Regions from separate parts of the Homo sapiens genome. Here region 1 is linked to region 2. Evidence: chromatin contacts called from ENCODE Hi-C or POLR2A ChIA-PET data. All regions are on one chromosome and are shown on one strand. The core of a region is the stretch at or near the end of the contact, and the rest is flanking DNA. Distances in the headings are between cores, read along the strand shown.

Evidence for each region. A loop is a pair of places that touch in the nucleus more often than their neighbours do. ChIA-PET counts read pairs that join two places held with the same protein, here RNA polymerase II (POLR2A). Pooled maps may share reads with other maps.
Region 1: a pooled map shows a loop between it and region 2 (3-fold over the local background). The contact joins two enhancer-like sites. A Hi-C loop is called at or near these places in 3 of 50 pooled maps. POLR2A ChIA-PET finds 5 or more read pairs at or near these places in 2 of 52 experiments (OCI-LY7 and naive thymus-derived CD4-positive, alpha-beta T cell).

Annotation. Positions count from the first base shown.
Region 1 is chr10:22,741,204-22,746,044 of GRCh38, reverse strand. No RefSeq gene overlaps it. Among named protein-coding and RNA genes, the nearest start is that of PIP4K2A, 29 kb to the right of the region's middle. Within about 2 kb of position 3,149, at least 2 of the 41 ENCODE cell types and tissues checked have a DNase peak (open chromatin) inside an H3K27ac peak, as active enhancers do.
Region 2 is chr10:22,679,526-22,684,476 of GRCh38, reverse strand. The region is part of intron 1 of PIP4K2A (phosphatidylinositol-5-phosphate 4-kinase type 2 alpha); the gene reads left to right. Among named protein-coding and RNA genes, the nearest start is that of PIP4K2A, 33 kb to the left of the region's middle. RefSeq lists enhancers at 424-493, 1,034-1,253, 1,994-2,113. Within about 2 kb of position 2,141, at least 19 of the 41 ENCODE cell types and tissues checked have a DNase peak (open chromatin) inside an H3K27ac peak, as active enhancers do.

The sequences.
Region 1 (4,841 bases), core at 1,900-4,399, 61 kb before region 2:
TCTTAGTTATTTCTTGCCTTCTGCTAGCTTTTGAATGTGTTTGCTCTTGCTTCTCTAGTTCTTTTAATTGTGACATTAGGGTGTCAATTTTAGATCTTTCCGGCTTTCTCTTGTGGGTATTTAGTGCTATAAATTTCCCTCTACACACTGCTTTGAATGCGTCCCACAGATTCTGGTATGTTGTGTCTTTGTTCTCATTGGTTTCAAAGAACATCTTTATTTCTGCCTTTATTTCGTTATGTACCCAGTAGTCATTCAGGAGCAGGTTGTTCAGTTTCCATGTAGTTGAGTGGTTTTGAGTGAGTTTCTTAATCTGAGTTCTAGTTTGATTGCACTGTGGTCTGAGAGACAGTTTGTTATAATTTCTGTTCTTTTACATTTGCTGAGGGGTGCTTTACTTCCAACTATGTGGTCAATTTTGGAATAAGTGCGGTGTGGTGCTGAGAAGAATGTATATTCTGTTGATTTGGGGTGGAGAGTTCTGTAGATGTCTATTAGGTCCACTTGGTGCAGAGCTGAGTTCAATTCCTGGATATCCTTGTTAACTTTCTGTCTCGTTGATCTGTCTAATGTTGACAGTGGGGTGTTAAAGTCTCCCATTATTATTGTGTGGGATTCTAAGTCTCTTTCTAGGTCTCTAAGGACTTGCTTTATGAATCTGGGTGCTCCTATATTGGGTGCATATATATTTAGGATAGTTAGCTCTTCTTGTTGAATTGACCTCTTAACCATTATTTAATGGCCTTCTTTGTCTCTTTTGATCTTTGTTGGTTTAAAGTCTGTTTTATCAGAGACTAGGATTGTAACACCTGCCTTTTTTTTTGTTTTCCATTTGCTTGGTAGATCTTCCTCCATCCCTTTATTTTGAGACTATGTGTGTCTCTGCACATGAGATGGGTTTCCTGAATACAGCACACTGATGGGTCTTGACTCTTTATCCAATTTGCCAGTCTGTGCATTTTAGTGGGAACATTTAGCCCATTTACATTTAAGGTTAATATTGTTATGTGTGAATTTGATCCTGTTATTATGATGTTAGCTGGTTATTTTGCTCGTTAGTTGATGCAGTTTCTTCCTAGCCTCGATGGCCTTTACAATTTGGCATGTTTTTGCAGTGGCTGGTACCAGTTGTTCCTTTCCATGTTTAGTGCTTCCTTCAGGAGCTCCTTTAGGGCAGGCCTGGTGGTGACAAAATCTCTCATTTTGTCAAGCATTTGCTTGTCTGTAAAGTATTTTATTTCTCTTTCACTTATGAAGCTTAGTTTGGCTGAATATGAAATTATAGGTTGAAAATTCTTTTCTTTAAGAATGTTGAATATCGGCCCCCACTCTCTTCTGGCTTGTAGAGTTTCTGCCGAGAGATCAGTTGTTAGTCTGATGGGCTTCCCTTTGTGGGTAACCCAACCTTTCTCTCTGGCTGCCCTTAACATTTTTTCATTCATTTCAACTTTGGTGAATCTGACAATTATGTGTCTTGGAGTTGCTCTTCTCGAGGAGTATCTTTGTGGCGTTCTCTGTATTTCCTGAATTTGAATGTTGGCCTGCCTTGCTAGATTGGGGAAGTTCTCCTGGATAATATCCTGCAGAGTGTTTTCCAGCTTGGTTCCATTCCATGGCCACACACTAAGCCTCTTAAGGTCTACATTCAGAACTGACAGACTGAATATCACTTCTCCTGCATTCTATTGGCTAAAGTAAGTCACAAAGTCAGCCCAAATGTAAAAGATCATGAAAAAGATTCTCCTGATGGCAAGAGTCACAGAGTCACCTTGTAAAAGGACGGAAAGAGTCAGGACAAGTTTCACAATCAATCTACCACATTATCTTTCAGATATTGGCTCAGGATAAGATACCTCAGAGAAGCCTCTCACAAGCTACTTGCCTAGACTACATTGCCCCATTATGCCCATTATGGACTCACTCTGTGAACCACTTCTTCATGGCCCTTGGTGCAGTTGGAATGTCATGTGTGTTTCTGTGATTATTTGCTTAAGCTCAAATCCTCCCTTCCATACACCTCTTCCCCCAAGACTTAGAGGTCAACTAAAGGCCAATGTCCCCTTTTCCAGCACCTGGCACAGAGTAAGTAGTAATCCACGAATATTTGTTAAAGAATGATTTCACTTCCCATTGTGTTATTTTGAGAATATACTTTCTGTTCCCTGATACAATGCTTTAATTAAGAAAGTAAAAAAAGAAGACCTTTTGCTTTTTGGGATGAGGCAGCGAGAGGATATTGAGTCCTGTGCACAGCAGAAACCCCAAGGGATAAAGTGATGATCATTGCCTCTTTGGGACCTGTGGCAAGGAAAAAACTGCATGGGTTGGCCACTGGGGGCTGGAAAGTAGCTTTAGGACTTAAAATACAGAGACTCGTGTGGGGTCTTCTCAGGAATTGAGACCCATGAAAGCAAAATTAAAAAAAAAATCATCAGGTTATTAGAAAAAAATAATGCGTTTCATTGTAGATTTGTTGAGTTTGAGGAACATTCATGAATCTAACACTTGGAAAAGAGCTGGAGATTTGACAAGGAGGTCTTAGTTCTCACATTGCTATAAAGAAATACCTGAGACTGGGTAATGTATAAAAAAAAGAGACTTAATTAGTTCACAGTTCCTCAGGCTGTATAGGAAGCATGGTGGCATCTGCTTGGCTTCTGGGGAGGCTTCAGGAAACTTCCAATCATGGGAGAAGGCAAAGGGGTAGTTGGCATGTCTTGTGGCTGGAGCAGGAGAAAGCTGGGTGGTGGGAGCTGCTACACACTACACAACTAGATGTCATGAGAACTCACTGACTATACAGTACCAAGGGGGGATAGTGCCAAACCATTCATGAGAACTCTGACCCCATGATCCAATCACTTTTCACCAGGTCCTACTTCCAACATTAGGGATTACAATTCAACATGAGATTTGGGTGGGGACACAGATCTAAACCCTATGAAACATGTAGAGTTGGGAGTTCACCGAGTATATGCTTAAGAGCAATCTCAACCATAGAAGTAGATGAGAGTGGGCAGAGTAAGAAGAGAAGGCTAAAGATGGAAGCTGAAAGAGAATCACATTTAAGAGGCAAGAGGAACAAGTAGGGCAAGGGGCAGTGAGGACTACCCAGAGGAATGAAAGCAGAAGTAAGAAAGAGCCAGTCTTAGAATTAGAGGAGGGAAGAGTTTCAAGAAGGAGGAAGTAACCCCCAACACCAAACATAGCTAACAGGTCAAAAGATAAGACACAAGAAACACTCAATTCAAAATGACATATGCTGTGAGTGTTATGAATTACTTTTCCTCAAAGGATTATTTGTAATGATGTGTGTATGTCTTAAAATTCTTAAAGTTAATATGGCATAAGTTTCAGGAAGGCAATTTATAAGGCTAAAAATCCAGACACAGTGTCCATTTTGTATTTGAATTTCTACTTTGAATGATTTTTAAGCCCCATTCAGATTCTTGTCCTCTTCCCACAATGCTATTTGGCCTCTCATTTCTATGCATATGTGGAATTGGTTATTTTGGTAATTTTTATTGCCACTCATATCAGTAAAGAATACCAGTATAGGTTAAGTCTAATTTATTCCCGTATTCTACTTAACTAAAATGAAACGTTAACCCCAATTTTTTTAAAGGCTAGAATAGCTAATTAAGCAAATGGGACATGCAAGATCCCTATTACCAACTGAAAATGTTGCTGCCAAACCTGGAACAAATTCATTCATTTGCTAAATAAATGTTGATTATTGAGCTGATCAACTAAAACATGTTTAGAATTACCTCTGGCTTCTGTCTTTCAGAGAATTATACATAAAAGCATTCAAAAGGGAGGAAAAATTAAGCAAGAAAATACTCTATGTACCAAATGTTAAGGATGCCTTTCTCTTCCTCTGTAGTTTTTTTTTTTTTTTTTGGTTTTGTTTTGTTTTGTTTTGTTTTGAGATGGAGTCTTGCTCTGTTGCCCAGGCTGGAGTGCAGTGGCACAATCCCGGCTCACTGTAACCTCCACCTCCTGGGCTCAAGAGATTGTCCAGCCTCAGCCTCCCAAGTAGCTGAGATTACAGGCGTGTGCCACCATGCCTAGCTAATTTTTTTGTATTTTTAGTAGAGATGGGGTTTCACCATGTTGGTCAGGCTGGTCTCAACCTCCTGACCTCAAATGATCCACCAACCTCAGCCTCCCAAAGTGCTGGAATTACAGGCATGAGTCACCGCACCCGACCCCTTTGTAGTTTTCTAATGTTGAGCTAATCATGAGCACAATTGTTTGCCAGTTTCTCTCTTCTTAGTCTTTTAAACAACTATTTTATTAAAAGGATTTCAGATCCGTCATTTCATTTTATTATATTTTTAATTAGAAATGAACTGTAACAAAATAGGAAATGCAGTGAACTAGTCTGACTTCTGCCTATAACCAGGTAGATATAGGTAATTTTTTTCTATAATTTTTATTAATTGAGACTCTAGCTAAAGGTTTGATAGTTCTATTTTGATATATACCCTTTTTTTTTTTTACCATAGGTGTATTCCTTAAAAGAGAATCTGTAAATTTACTGCTGAATGAAACTTAGAGATGTTTTTCTCCAGACCGTCTATGCACAGATGAACAAATGAGCCTTCTGCAGATTAAATAATTTACCTAAAATTACAAAGGTTTAGAGACAAAACTAAGACAAGACCCCAACTCTACAACCTCATGCTCTCCCCTACGAGTAAATACATGAGTGTATTTACAGTAACATGTAAATGAAATTTATTAAATTTAGTGTTATTTTAATCTAATAGGATAATCCATTCCTAAGAAGAATCAATTTCTAAACAAAGAAAGCTTTTTGTAATATTAACAATCTT
Region 2 (4,951 bases), core at 892-3,391:
AAACAAGCGCATTACAAAGAATAATGATAAAACACATTGTGTGTTAGCTTTTGGCAGAAGGAATATAAGCTTAAAAGTTTTTTAAACAACTTTCTTTGGCAAAAGAAGTAGAGGCAGTGGCAATCAAAGAAAAAATAAGGGATTCAGACAAAGCGTACCTAGTATTAACTGTTAGTACCACAGATACTAATGCTGGTTTTTAATTAAAACGACCCAATCAGTAATGTCTTTGAGATTGCCTAAATTTACATTTTGCTCTCAAGTATTTTTAAGTCATAAAACAGCAAGCCAGTGGGGAAAATAAACTGAAAGATGGTTTGCCACAGGCCTGAAACTGTGAGTGGGGAAGTTGGCATACTAAATTGTAATACAGACAGATGTGAGGTAATGCATTTAAGGGGGGGAAAAAGACTACATTCTACACACAAAGTAATGGGCTCCAGGCTTCTTGTGAGTATTTCAGATAGGAATCATTCAGTTTCTAATGGGTATTTGGCCGATGTGGTGCTTATTGTAGCCAGGAACGTTCCGGGCAAGGAAGCGCTGGGCGATTCCAGGAGAGATATAAAGAAAATATTTCAAGATCTGACACACTTTGAATTGTGTGTGTGTGTGTGTGTGTGTGTGTGTGTGTGTGTGTGAACTGCTTGGTAGGAAAGCTACAAGAGAGACTGGGAAAGGCTAAGGGAGGGGCGACTGAAAGAGGTACCAAACCATGAGAAGAAATTACAGTCAGGAGGGACGCTGCAGTCTGGAAAGATGAAGCTGTGATTAAAAACCATGATAAACACGTGCTCAACAGACTTCTTTATCAAACCCTGCAGAAGGGAACAGAAGAAAGCAGTTGCTGCTTGAGGGGGAAAGTTAATGGAAGAAGAAAATAACTTGTTTTCGACAGTTGACAAAGCAGTTTCACCTTTGTCATCTCACCTGACCTGTACCCAGCACTGAGGAGAAGGCTGGGGACAAGTCATTATTCACATTTGACAGATGAGCAAACAGATCAGAGTAAGTGACTCGGCTAAGTCCACACTGTCAGCTCTGCGGTCAGGATCAAACCTGGCTCTGACTCAGGTCCCCTTGCACTTGGCCCACCTCTGAGTTGCGAAAACTTGGGGTCTGTACCACAGCATGGAAGACTTAGGATCACTGTGAAAAACTGTGACTTAAGATCACAGTGAAAAACGGCAAATGCAAATACTGTTAAAGCCTTGACTCGGTGGTATGAGCAGAACTCATAAGAGTTGAGTCAGAGAGCAGTCCAGGTGTCTTCAGCTCAGATAGCTGCCCTTGCTAGAGAGGCTGCTGGTTGAACAGTAATTTATCAGCTTGATCCAACATAAAGTTTCTTCATTTTTATTTATACTGTACTGTCGTGTCAGCTGTTTTTGTTGTTGTTGTTGTTGTTGTTGTTTTTCTTTTTCTTTTCTTTTTGGCTTCAGAAATGGCCTCAGCTACGCAAAAATAAAGAAGGATCTGAAAGATCAGTCTTGTTGTAAAGAAGACAGCAGGTGACATGGTAGATGACCGCACATTGTTCATTCCCAAGGTCATGGGTAGTGCCAGGATTTTCAGACGCAAATGATGCATATGTAAAGATGACTGGACCATCTGTGTCTCTTCAGATCCTGTTGCAATTACCAAGTGTTCCCAGCAAGGGTTAATGTGGTGTGTGAACCTGACTAACCTCAGGTTCTAGTTCTCCCTCCCTGAGTAGAGAGTCTAGGAGCCAAGTTCAGACTGGCTCAGTCTGGAGGAATTCACAAGTGAGGCAGGTTTAATGGAAGAACAGATACTCTGAGGTTTTGGAGGGCCTGTGATGTGCTTGTCAGCGGGTTCCTGCTTCTGCCACCCCCACCACGGAGCACCAACCATGTGGTTTGTTCTTTGTGTACTTTGTTAGCTAAACTCTCAAGTGTCAAGTTGATGGCACTTTTTTTTTAGGTTCATGGACACTGTTACTGTCCAATAATTTGTAAGTCAGCAATGCTTTGTTTTATCAGTAAAATAAAACACTATATTAGGAATAGCATGATCAGAACAGGGTGGTTTCCTAATTTTTAGATTGCTGGCCTTTTCTAGAAAATAAAGGCAAGGTGTGCATACTTGAGGTTTGAGGGCTACCATTGCCTCCTGGCAGAGGAAATGAGTAGGCCTGATAGTTGCTAGGTTAAAAAGAAACAGTAGTTGAAATACTGAGAAAAGTTTAATGAAAAGTAACTTTGGCTCTTAAGTAGAACAGTTTGAGGACAGTGAAAAATTCAGTAGCTAAGGGTTGTGTGCTCTCTACACAGGGATGGTGTGTGGATTTGTGGATAAGGTATGCAACAGAGTACTCCTCTTTGAGCATTTTTATATCTTGAATTAACTATAGCACAGGAGTTGGCAGACTATGGCTTGTGGGCCAGATCTGGCCCGCTGCTTGTTTTTGTGTGGCCACGAACTAAGGATAGTTTTTACGTATGTACAAAAAAAAAAATGGTTTTCTAAAAAAGTATTTCATAATGTGAAAATTCTATGAAATTCAAATTTCAGTGTCTGTAGATAAGTTTGATTGGAACAGAGCCACACTCATTTGTTTGCCAGTTTGTAGCTGCTCAAACAGCAGAGGTGAGTCATTGTGACAGAGACTGTGTGGCCCGCAGAGCCTAGAATTATTTACTGTCTAACCCTTGCAGGGAAAGTTAGTCAGTTTCTGCTACAGTAAAATATTGCTGGTAGCTGAAATTAGGAGTTTTCACCTCTTTTCCTGCGTTTTATTTTTTAATTTTAATTTAATTTTATTTATTTTATTTTTTTTTAGAAATAGGGTCTTGCTCTGTCACACAGGCTAGAGTACAGTGGCGCCATCATGGCTCAATGCAGCCTCTACCCCCCAGGCTCAAGGCATCCTCCTACCTCAGCCTCTTGAGTATGTGGGACCACAGGTGCATGCCACCACACCTGGCTAATTTTTAAAATTTTTTGAAGAGACAAGGTCTCACTGTGTTGCCAAGGCTGGTCTCAAACTCTGAAACTTAAACAGTCCTCCTGCCTGGGCCTCTCAAGGTGATGGGATTACAGGCATGAGCCACTGTGTCTGGCTGAGAAGCCAGGTCTTGAGAAGCCAGGTGGCTCAGAAGGCCTAGCTGACAGTGTAGGGGAGACAGAGGTCCCCTCCAACCTCCCTTTAGCTCTTAGTGGGCTCTTCAGCTGGATCTAGAAGTCAGGTTGACATCAGGCAGATTAATAGGAGAAAGGAATACAAATTTTCTTAGTGTTACTTGCACCTGGGAATCTTTAAAAGAGTGAAATCCAAAGGAATTGGCCAAAGCAAGACACTTTTATGCTGAGAACGATACATTTGAGAAGAAATGACAAGAAAAAATCTGGGGCAGTACATTTCTAGGGGAGTCACTGGGAGGATACATGGGGAGTATAAAACAGGTAGAAGATAAGGGCTACTTCCAGAAATTTCCTTATTCAGGTTAGTTGCATCTTCCAAACCCTAGTCTCTGGGATAAGGGCTATTTTCTCGCCTGAATAGGTGAGGGGCCCCTCCCAAAGGAATCTTTGTGGCTTGCTACATGCAGGAAGACCCAGGTCACCTGGCTTGTTGGGGTCAAGTTGGAATCTACAACTTTTTCAGTGTTTTCAGCTCACACTAATCAATATAAAAATCCGGCATATTTTGGGATGGCATGTCCTTCACTCTTTGAACAACATCACCAAGACCTCAATACATGTGTAGGGTCACCTTGGATCACCAGCCCTCGCTGAGCTGTCGCAGGAACACAATGTTGAGCCTCCTTGAGTTCTTGACCCATGTCATTATGAGCCAATAAAATGGCAGTGGTTTTAAGCCATGAAGTTTTGGGGTGTTTTTTACGCAGTGTTACTTAACTGAAAAGGACTAGGGATGTATGCTAGCCTTTTTATTGTCATTCATGACAGAGGGAAAATACCCTCTCATCCAGGATGTTAGTAAAGAATGTAGTTAAATCCTTCTGCCACTTGAGTTCCTGGTACGTGTGGCTCATCTAAGACATTAAATGCTATTTTTATGATTATAAAAACAATGCATGCTTATTGGAGAAGATTTAGAAAAGGATAGAAAATTCTAAAGCACAATATTTAAATTACTCATAATTCGGCCATCTAAAGATAATCACGATTAATACCAGCCTTTTCTTTAAAAATATATTCTTGTTTTATAAAATTTATTTATAGTTTTGTACTCTGCTTTATTCGTGTAGTAAACAAGCATATTTCAAAAACATAATTTTTAATGACCACAGCAGCCCATTTAAGTGGATTTAAAAATCCACATAATTCAAAAGTAGTGCATGGTCTTCATTTTTTGTTTCTAGGTTTGCTAGAGTATTTTTTTTTAAAGGAATCCTTTTTAAAGACAGCTTTATTGAGATATAATTCACATATGATATAAAGTGTACAATTCAAATACCATTTAGAATATGCAATTCATTGCTTTTTAGTATATTTACTAAAATGTATATATTTTTATATACTATTTAAATATAGGGGTTGTATAACCATTCTCAATCTAATCTTAGAACATTTTCATCCTCTCTAAAAGAAACCTAAACCTTATTTCCCCCAACCCCTACCCCCAGCCCTAGGCAACCACTAATCTGCTTCCTGTCTCTGTAGATTTGTATGTGGGCTTTTGTGACTGGCTTTGTTCATTTGGCATAAGGTTTCCAAGGTTCATCCACATTGTACCTTGTAACAATACTTAATTCCTTTTTATGGGGGTCAAGGCATATTCTATTGTGTGGATAGACCACATTTTGTTTATCCTTTCACCCATTAATGGACCTTTGGATTGTGTTCATGTTTTGGCTATTACGAATAATGCTGCTATGAACATTTGTGTAGAAGTTTTTGTGTGGACCCATGTTTTTATTTTTCCTGGGTACATACCTAGTAGTGAAATTGTTGGGTTATATGG